2 separate regions of the Mus musculus genome follow, and region 1 is linked to region 2. A link is a loop called in an ENCODE intact Hi-C map of the cell type or tissue named here. Cell type or tissue: left cerebral cortex. All regions are shown on one strand. Links, peaks and the distances in the headings refer to the core of each region. The heading gives the core; the rest is flanking DNA. Region 1 overlaps Col6a5 (collagen, type VI, alpha 5). Region 2 has its middle 17 kb from the start of Col6a4.

Region 1 (5,376 bases), core at 129-5,128, 240 kb before region 2:
TCTTTTTTTTTTGTTCATTGGGTCCTTAAATGTTATTGCTTTCTTCTGCCCACTCTGGGGTTGCTTGTCTTTCTGTTTCTGGCTTCTTAAAAGGGAAATTGAGGTGACTGATTGGAAGTTATTCATGTTCTTGTTTTTGTTTTTTCACCAGTATAAGCATTTGATATTAAAATTCTCTATGCTCTAGTGGGGTCTTGGAAGATCTGGAATGTCTGTTTCATTTGTATTTCTCCCAAAATCCTTTCTGATTTCTTTATTGATCTCTGTTTCAGCCATGGATTGTTTTAGTGTTTTATTTATTTTCTAAAGGTTTGGGGATATTTCAAAGATCCTTCTGCTAATTATTTTGACTTTAGTTCTATTTGGGTCAGAAAATATTCTTGCTATGACTTGAATCCTTTAACATTCTCAAACATTGTCCCAATGCATGAACACAACAGTGGTCTATTTTGGCAAGTATTTCATGAGCATTACAAAAGAATGTACACTTTGCTCCTGGGTGGAATGTTCTGGAAGTGCCAAATAGTTTACTTTAGCTGATAATGTTGCTTTACCGTGCGCTTATTCTCTCATTCTCTCTCTCTCTCTCTTCCTCTCTCTCTCTCTCTCTCTCAGATATTAAGAGAATATGGAGACTCACTGATTTTTTTATTCTAATTATTGAACTTTTTTCACTTGAGAAATTTCCATTGCTATAGTTTCAAGTGGCCTGCTATTTTTTCCAGTTGTCAGATCGAGGCTGTCTGCCCTTAACCTCCTCGCTAGTGCACTGTTCCCCCTAACATGATAGTCTTCCTCTCTACAGATGTTACTTGAGCACTGGAGAAGAGGCTCAGTGGGTAAAGGCTCCTGCTGTGCCGGCACCCAGGTAAAAGGTTGGCTGTGACTGCACCTGTAACCCCAGCACTGAGGGGTGCAGAGACAGGAGGTTTCTGGGGCTCACTGGCTGCCACCCTGGCTCCATCCCTGAGAGATCCTGAAAGAAGTCAGGCAAAGAGTGTTTGAGCAGGTGTTGAGCAGGTCACCAAGTGTCCTCCTCTGTGAGAGTGCGCTCATGTGGGTGGACACAAGCACGCATGCACTCACTCACCAGCGTAGCTGGGAGAGCATCTACAGATCTCTGGAGTTCTCTCTGTGCAGCTCTCGCCCCTATCCTATGAACCTTAGCTCCTTGTCTCCCTGTGCCTTCAGAGCTCGTTCCTCATCTCTGAGAACTCATGAGGCTCACCTAAAATTCTCTCACGCCACATAGAATCTTAGGTGAGGAAAGCAGAGACTCTGCTACTCACCTCCTTTTCTCTATCTCCCAGGAGTTTCCTAAAGTCCAGTGTCTTTCTTTTTTTCTTTACTTATTTTATGTACATCGGTACACTGTCACTGTCTTCAGACACACCAGAAGTGGGTATCAGATCCTATTACAGATGGTTGTGAGCCATCATGTGGTTGTAGGAATTGAACTCAGGACCTCTGGAAGAACAGTCAGTGCTCTTATCCACTGAGCCAGCTCTCCAGCCTATTGTCTTAACTGTTATCTCACCTGTGTGAGATTTCTTTTCTGTTGGTTATGCCGGATTTGGCCCCTCTATTCTATCTGAGAGGCTCTGTTATAAAATACTGATCAGTGTGTGCGTGTGTATGTGTGTGTGTATGTGTGTGTGTGTGTGTGTGTGTGTGTGTGTGTGGTGGGGTGATTGTTTCTCTCCAAGCATAAAGAACTGGTCACACGTGTACTAGGTTCATAGTACATTTATAGAAACCAACAGGATTTGGCACTTCATAAGCTTGCTTGGAATGTACAGGGCTCTCATTCCCCACCAGAAACCCAGTTTGAAGTTCTTAATGAGTACGGTCCAGATGAAATTCCTGATTAAACTGCTGATCAGCAGATTAGAAGTGTGTCCTGTAGTGCTCTTTGCTGACAGTGCAAACCATCTCTGAGGGTCACAGCCCCAGCACATGAGGGACTGACTGTACTGAGAAGAGAATGGGCTTTCTGCCTTTTGGGAGTTTGAAGTTCTGGACCTAACTGACCATGATCTGTGTTATCAGCAACAGCTCTGATTTCCAGTGCCCGATTATCCGTCTTTTTAGGGGCCAACCAGCAGACTTCCATAAACATAGAGGCCATGATTGCACAGATGCTATGGTAGGAGAGGAAGGACTGACTGACCGGAGTAGTAAAATGCCATTCCGTGTATGCTTAGAAATATCACTATCTCATTTTTAGTTTTCTTTTTATAAATAAACTAAAATCTCATTTCCCTCCTCCAAGCACCCAGCAACAAATCCTTTTCTAAAGAGGCACAAACCACCTACAAGGAACCCTTAAAAATAGGTTCCCTCTGAACTTAGATTTTCATGAAAAAAAATCAAAGAAACTAAATATAGATGACCATGCTTTGAAAACTCAAAATTTAGTCCAACCCTAAGGTAGGATTGTTCTATTTTGGGTCTAAATTCATGTTATTTGGGAAGATTCAGGCTTCGGAAATATCTCTCCTTTAAGAAAACCTGGCAGGAGCCTAAATAAAACTTGCACACAGCTCGCCGCAATGCTCAACATTCTCTCCAAATGTCAGTGTAACTAAAGTTCTGTGGAAGAACGGAGTTAAAAGGGCAAAGGGGTGATATCTGGCTCACTGCCATGCATAAGACTTGGATGGAATGAGTGATGTGATCAGGTTTCCTAGGAAGTACTCCCCAGAGAGAAGCCGAACTTTAATCAAAGATGTGCATCACTGAGCCAAGTAGGGGTGTGGAAGGGAAATTTAGGGAGCAGGGAGCATCGTAGGGCATGAGACCTCTGGACAGGACGAGTGTGCTGACTCAGTATGGTTGTTTGTCATGATACTTGTGGAAAATCTCATTGACATTTGTGAGTTATCCAGTGGGCTGCCTTGGAATGTACCAGTGCCAAAATTAGCCATGGGATTTTCTTTTCTTTTTATCTCTTTTGGGGTTTATTGTTATTGTTGTCTTGCTTTTACATTGTTTGTTTGCTTTTCAAGACAGTGTTTCTTGGTGTAGCGCTGGCTATCCTAGAACTTGATCTGTAGACCAGGCTGGCCTCAAACTCAGAGATCTGTCAGAGATCTCCCAAGTGCTGGGATTAAAAGGGATGTGCCATTACTTCACATCTTAGTCATGGGTTTGTTATTTTTTATAAGCTATGAGGCTAATATATGTATTGAGTTCTATTCATGTGAATAATTTCTGACGTCCTTCTTTTTAAAAAATGTGTGTGTGTGTTCCTGTGTGCATGTCTATGTACCACATGCATGCCTGGTGCTCAAAGAGGCCAGAAGAAGGTATAAGATCCCTTGTAACAGGATGATTATGAATCAACATGTGATTCTGAGAACAAACCCCAAGTCCTCTGACAAGTCGGCCAGCGAGCTCTTAACCACTGAGCCAGCCCTTAGAGGTCCATGTCGCTGGTATTGTTCAAGTTCAACATTTTCCCAACATTCGAAAGCACTGGCGATGCTTTCTGTTTCTGCTTTCTGATACTAAACCAAGTATTCCATCCACTTCAGGCCTTGGGGTCAGATCTCCACATATCTTCTCTCATCAAAATATCCTTTTAGCATGAGACTGGGGTTGCCACTGCTCCCAATTCACACCTAAGCAGACCTAAGCTTGGAGACGTTCGGTGATTTAGCCAAGAAACGAAAGCCTAGAAGTAGAGACAGAATCTATACCAAATCTGTCCCAATGGCTGACTCCTTCAGAAGGAGGAGTCGTCAAACATCAGGGTAGGGAAGAAATAGTGAAGTACACACTAACCAGGGCGAGAAAGGCTCAGGGACCTGATGAGAAGAAAGTCGTCTTCAGTCTATTGGCATTCTCTCTGACAGAGGCCATGAGGGAATATTTTCTTCTAAAAGTATGTCATGACATAAATAAAATCGGCCTTCCTTTTCCTCCAGTAGGCATTGCAGAGCGGTGGTTATGGACAGGTCTTAGGAGCTGGAGTCTTATTTCTGCCTGTTTTTAATTCAGTGACCCCGGCTCTTCTCCATCACTCCATTCCTCTCTACAAAGTGCCATGCTAATACACAACAATTCCATGAGGTTTTTGAGGAAAAAAATGGAATAGTTTGCAAAGCTCACAACAAATTAAAGTGTTCACAAATTTAATCTTTATAAGTAAACAAGAAGAAAACTCCTAGGGCTACGAAAGTCCTCCCTGCAATGGTAAATTCTTCAGAACTTCGATAAGAAAAGAAAATGCAGCCTGTTGGCCTAACTTACAGACGCACTCACACGAGCCCCAGAAGTGACGAGCCCACTGTGTTCTCGCAGGCATATCTGCAGAGGACTTGGCAGCACTTTATGCGCCTCTCCATCTCACACCCGCAGCCCGGGCCTCTCCTCCCCTCTGTCTGGTGAGGTCACTGGCCAGGGTCCCAGGGCTGGGCCGGGAAAGCAGGGGAGGCAGGCACAGCTTGTGCACACCACTGTATGCCATTAACATGTCATGCGGAAACAGAAACCCTTACACGCCCCGTGTTTTTCTGGGAGAACCTCTTCTCGTTTAAGTAGACAAAACTTGAAAACAGGTTTCATTCTTTTCCCTGAGGATAGGCCCAATGGTCTTCTTGGCCTTGATTTTTCTAGGTGGTTCTCAGATCGTCAGAACATCACTTCCGAACCATTCTGTGCTCAGAAACAAGAGTCGGCAGAAAAGGCCTGCCTCCTGGGGAGAAGCCCTGCCTCCTTCGAGAATCTCTGCACCCAAAACACCTGCAGACACGTGCCCTCCGGTTTTAAATGAAGTCACTCTGTGCTTTATGTTTCTAGGTGGGTTTATTATAAGCAAGCTTTAAAAATTAAATTGGAAAAAATTTTAAACACCAGAACTATATCGCCAAAATTATTTGAAAATAACTCTCCAAAATAATGATGCAATTTATGTTGTTTTCAGATTTGGTAAATGAATGTACTTCACCATTTATAAGTGACCACGGAGCCACCACCAACCACAGTCAGGTCGACGGTGCAGGTGACCAGAGGTTGATGCAATGCAGAACATGAGCTGACTGACATTCCAGGGATGGCTCGGAAGCCAACTCTGCCATCCAATGCACATTTACGTTAAAGTGCATGTATGTGCAAGTTGAATATGGAGCAGCAAAAGTCAGAATCAAATGACATGTTTAAGAAGAGGTCCATAGCTAAATATATCCATTTGTTGGAGGGGCATTATGAGAGTGTTTAGAAAAATCAGGATGGAGTTTATAGCAATTTGGACAATGTTAGACATGATACCGTGTGAAAAAATAGAACATGCAGTTGAATAAAGCCAGGGAGACAAAGGACGCATTCAACACTTAAAAAAAAGGTGTTTGATAAATGCTTTTGAAGGTTTATGTT
Region 2 (5,376 bases), core at 77-5,076:
TCATTCCTTCCTCCAATTTAGCCAGTGGAGATGAGAAGAAAGTTCCAGTCATTGCCTACAGTTAAATTCCCTACAAGCCAAATGGAGGGAATCTTAGAAGAAACCATAACAGAGAGAAAAAAAGTACAGAAAGCTTATTGAGATCAGGAACTCTTCCTGCTTTAGGCTCTGTGATCCTGGGCCAACTGGTCTACCTGTTCCTTTCCCCCCTCCCCCATCTGTTCAGTGAAAGTAACAGTTCTAATCAATAGCATAAATTCACCATGACCTTGGAGTGAGTTAACACAGATAAGGCTTGGGAATAGAACCATTTAACTCCATTATCTTGACTGGCTTACCATTCATTGTCTCAGACCTAAAACCACTCAGCATACAACTTAACATCCTTTGGTTTACAAAAGATAAAACTTCTTAGCATCATAAGTAAATTGGTATCCATGCTACCCTATTGGTTCTGGGGGACTACTGGAGGTACAGATTTCTCTTCTGTTTTGTCTTCTGTGTTTTTGTTTGCGTGCTTGCTTTTTAAGTTTTATTTTTATGGAGCTAAGAGAGCACTAACTGCTCTTCAAGAGGACCTGGGCTCAGTTCCCAGCACCCACAAGGTAGCTCACAACCACCTATAACTTCAGTCCCAGGGTGTCTGATGCCCTCTTCTGGGCTTTGCAAGCACCAGCCATATACACATACATGCACATACATACATGCAGGCAAGCACTTACACAAGTAGGTTTTAAATAAATAAATCTGTTTTTAAAAGCCAAATTGAAATTTACTTTCATTATTTTTTAATTATCTGTCAGAGTGTGTGCATATGAGCGCAAATCCCTTGAAGGCCAGAGCATGGGATCCCCTGGAGCCAGAGTACACATGGTTATGAGCTGGCCGAGGTGGGTGCTGGCCACAGAAACTCCATCTTTGGCCAGCCCCTGAACTATATTTTTAACTTTGTTCTTTAGCAAGAAGTTGAGTCCCTAACATCTACTTGTCTACATTCAGCCATCTTAATGACCAGCTTACTTAACAAATGTTCTGTGCAGTTGACTCTCTCTTAACCTCCTACATTGCACAGAACACTATTCCATAGACAAATAGGGTTGTGAATGTCTATAATCTCAGCACTCAAGAGTCAGAAGCAAGAAGATCATGAGTTCAATTCGGGTGTGGTGGCACACGCTTTTAATCTCAGCACTCGGGAGGCAGAGGCAGGTGGATTTCTGAGTTCAAGGCGAGCCTGGTCTACAAAGTGAGTTCCAGGACAGCCAGGGCTATACAGAGAAACCCTGTCTCAAGAAGAAGAAGAAGAAGGAAGAAGAAGAAGAAGAAGGAAGAAGAAGAAGAAGAAGAAGGAAGAAGAAGAGGAAGAAGAAGAGGAAGAAGAAGAGGAAGAAGAAGAGGAAGAAGAAGAGGAAGAAGAAGAGGAAGAAGAAGAGGAAGAAGAAGAGGAAGAAGAAGAGGACGAAGAAGAGGAAGAAGAAGAGGAAGAAGAAGAGGAAGAAGAAGAGGAAGAAGAAGAGGAAGAAGAAGAGGAAGAAGAAGAGGAAGAAGAAGAGGAAGAAGAAGAGGAAGAAGGAAGAAGAAGAGGAAGAAGAAGAGGAAGAAGAGGAAGAAGAAGAGGAAGAAGAAGAGGAAGAAGAAGAAGAAGAAGAAGAAGAAGAAGAAGAAGAAGAAGAAGAAGAAGAAGAAGAAGAAGAGGAAGAAGAGGAAGAAGAAGAGGAAGAAGAAGAGGAAGAAGAAGAAGAAGAAGAAGAAGAAGAAGAAGAAGAAGAAGAAGAAGAAGAAGAAGAAGAAGAAGAAGATGATAATGAGTTCAAAGCCACATGGGGATACATGGCAAGTTTCAGGACAGCCTGTACTATGTGAAGCCTGTCTCCAAAAAAAAAACAAAAAAAAACAAAACCTTACACTCCAGGATATTAATAAAACGTTAAAATTCAGGTAACCCTGCCAGTCAAAACTAATCATAAGATCCTTTCAAAAGGAAGTCTTCCTTGCTCTTTAAAAGCTGTTTGCTTCTTCCTTTTACTGGTAGATGAGATGGTACTGACCAGATGAACAGGTCAGCTGGCCATTGGACTCAGCAGCTGCACTATCTCTATGATCTAACCAGCACAGGCCACTGGCAGAGTTTTCTAAGCAGGCCTTTTCAGAGTCCAAAAGATAAAGGCTAAATTTCGAGCAAATTCCAGCTTCTCGCCAGGGCTTCTGAGCACAAAAGATATCTGCCTCTCGGTAAAGCTCATTCAAAAGCTGGAATGGAAGAGCTAGCCTCCCCAGGAGCAAGAGGAAAGCTCTCTTTATCTGATTTGAGCTTGGACCTGAATTCAGACAGCTGGATGCAGTTGCAAGGATGTGGACACACTGCCATCTGCTGGCCACATTGTGCAGAGCAGAAGACGTGTCCTCCCGCAATAGCTATGTCTCCCCCAACATCCCCTTTCCTCCTTTTCCAAATTGGAAGAATACGGGTGTCTCACTTAGAGCAGAGCCTTATACGCAAGAAGCTGGGGATGGGTGTTCTATCTGGGAGATGATTCTGGGACTATGAGGAGGACAAGATGGGTTTCAGCTGCCATGCATTCCACCCCACAGTACAGCAAGCCCAGAGCAACAGACGGGATGCCTCAGAGAACGAACAGCAAGGAGAGGCTGAGACATGTATCTGTGCATCTTGCTCCCTCTGAAAGCCCAGGGGAAGTGGTGTTATGCACCAGTTATGTCTGCTTCTATTCTCTATGAGCTGCCTACAGCCCTGTCTGGTGCCAATTTTCCAGACTCCTTCCCATTTTACCGAAGTTTGGAATATGTGAGTGTGTCATCTACCAATCTTGCACCACCAGGCAGAAGGGGGACTAAGCTTTGACTTTCAGCTAGTCACCCAGTCTCTCTATGGTTCCCCAATTTTTAAATGAAATGGCCCTAGGACCTAACTCAGCACAGTGCACAAGGATTAACCAAGCATATGCTTTTAAAGTGTTTAAAAGTTCATCCTAGCTTGAAAAGCACTGCATAAACATCAGCATTCATTCAACAAATATTCCCTGAGCATCTACGTCCCAAGGATGCAACAACAATGAAATGTGCGCCCCACCCCCACCCCCATGCTCTCTGCCAGAGTCTCACTAGCCTACGTGACTCAGAGTCACCTGGAGAACTGTCAGGGGTGTTTGTTTCATCTTTGATTCTTGGTTTTAATCCAGAGCCTCACACGTGCTAGGCAGGTGTTCTATCACTGAGCCCTGTGACCTTCTTAGAGCACAGATGAGAGGGCCCCACTTCCAGGATCTCTGAGACCTTGGAGTCTGCACTGCCATCCTGGCTCCAGGTGCCACTAAGGCTGCTGGCCCAGGAGGTCACATTTTAGGAATCGTTAGCCAAACGGCACATGACAGCACAAGCCTGTAGTCTCATACTCCAGAGGCAGAGACAAAATTACCTAAGGTCAGGGCTAGCTTTGCCCATAAACTAGTAAGTTACAGGACAGCAAAGGTTACATAGTGCAGACCTGTGTCCAAAACCAACAACAAAACTATATGTATGCACAATGGAATATCTTCCAGCCTTAAAAGGGAGGACATTGAGGCCTGAGAGGTGGCTCAGCAGTTAGGAGCTTTTGCTAAAATTCCTTCCCTGAGAGAGACAAATGTCTACCCCTCCTCCTAAGGCCAAATCCCACCAAAGCTCACCCAGAAGTACCAATGACTTTATCAATCATACTTACATAGCGGAAGGTGTGGGATAATGGCCGTGCATGTGGATAACCTTAAAACGGCGCACCAGAAGGTCTGCATCCAGCAGGGATGCCAGTGTCCCCTCACTGTTCTCCACTCTAGCCCTTCCCCCAAGACCAAATGCAATTAAGGGGAAATTGCATACACCTGCGTGGGATATTCAGCTGAGGGTCCCTTGACTCTCCCAACAACCCCCTTCTAAGCGGGATGGTAAATAATCAACAGGTCCGGCTGTGACAATCGCAACAGGCCCAGCACAATTCCTGAAAATGATGACAGTTCAGATCAAAGGATAGTCCTGCCCAACCAGAGTGATTGCTGTTCTTGCAAAGGCCCCGGGTTCAACTCCCAGCACCTACTGAAGCCTCACAACCCTGGGTAACTACAGTTCCAGGAGACTCCTTATCTCTGCAGCTTCCACACATGTGGTACACATGTACACACTCAGTCACACACACTTGTGTGTGTTAAATAAATGAGTACATTTTACAAATTGTTTTTAAGAAGAAAACAGCTGGTAAGCTGACTTGGTTGGCAAAGGTGATTGCCACCAAGCCATGATGAGTTCAATCCGTAGGACTCAAGTTGTAAAAGTAGAACTCTTAAAATCTGTGGCCTGGGCTGGTGAGATGGCTCAGCAGGTAAGAGCACCGACTGCTCTTCCAAAGGTCCTGAGTTCAAATCCCAGCAACCACATGGTGGCTCACAACCACCCAGAACGAGATCTGATGCTCTTTTCTGGAGTGTCTGAAGACAGCTACAGCATACTTACATATAATAAATAATTTTTTTTAAATCTGTGCCCTGAGCTCCTCACCATACACACACACAGACACACACACATGTGCGCGTGCATAAGTAGATGTTAAGATTTTTACAGGAGGAGGTGAGAGTGAAGTGAGAAGAGAGGGGAGGAGGAGAGAGGAGGAGGAGGGAGAGTCATGGAGCAGGAGAGGAGGGGAAAAGAGAAGGAAGGGGAGTGAGCAGAAGGGGGCAGGAAGAAGGAGCAGAAGGGGACAGGAGGAGAGGGCAGGAAGGGGCAAGAAGAGGAGGCAGGAGGGGCAGGAGGAGGGGGCAGAGGGAGCAGGAAGAGGCAGGACAAGTAAATAACTCTGGCATTTGAAATGACTTGTATGGGACTGGAGACATTTTGCTAACTGAAATAAACCAGACAATGACACTTAGACAAGGAGTCTGAAGCATTCAAACTCAAAGAAGCAGAGAGTAGCGAGGTGGTTACCGAGGCTGGAGAGTGAGGGGAACCTGGAGGTGATGTCAAAAGGCACAGATCTCAGGCCAGGGGATTATTGTTTTTAGTTCTTCCAGGCCTCATACTGAATAACAGTTGAGAGGAGAGAGAGATACATTTCAAAACTGTGGAATGACCCAAATGTTCTCAGAACAAAGAGTTTCTGCGGTGTCCAATGTAACCAGCTTAGCTCACTTTATCCATACATCCTCCCCTCGCTTGGAGCCCCAACAATTTATACAACTGTAAATTGCCAATTTACAATTTCAAAAGAATCATTAGCTACACTTCCATTCCAGAGCGGGAGGAGCAAAGGCAAACTCAGCCCTGTCAGGCAGTAATTACTGACAGGAAAGCAGCAGAGGGTGAGGGGACCGGGCTCAGAAGGGAGGCCTC

Evidence for each region. Peaks named below come from ENCODE experiments on the same cell type or tissue, not always from the same donor. Only the 100,000 strongest peaks of a DNase experiment are listed, where the experiment ranks them.
Region 1: it touches region 2 in a loop (2.4-fold over the local background); 5 of 42 quality-filtered maps call a loop at or near these places.

Annotation. Positions count from the first base shown.
Region 1 is chr9:105,867,470-105,872,845 of GRCm38, forward strand. The region is part of intron 37 of Col6a5 (collagen, type VI, alpha 5); the gene reads right to left. Among named protein-coding and RNA genes, the nearest start is that of Col6a6, 42 kb to the left of the region's middle. In left cerebral cortex, for the core only: no CTCF peak of the experiment used is centred there; DNase peaks (open chromatin) are centred at 2,208 and 2,555.
Region 2 is chr9:106,110,612-106,115,987 of GRCm38, forward strand. No RefSeq gene overlaps it. Among named protein-coding and RNA genes, the nearest start is that of Col6a4, 17 kb to the left of the region's middle. In left cerebral cortex, for the core only: a CTCF peak has its summit at 2,372 (motif pointing left); a DNase peak (open chromatin) is centred at 2,368.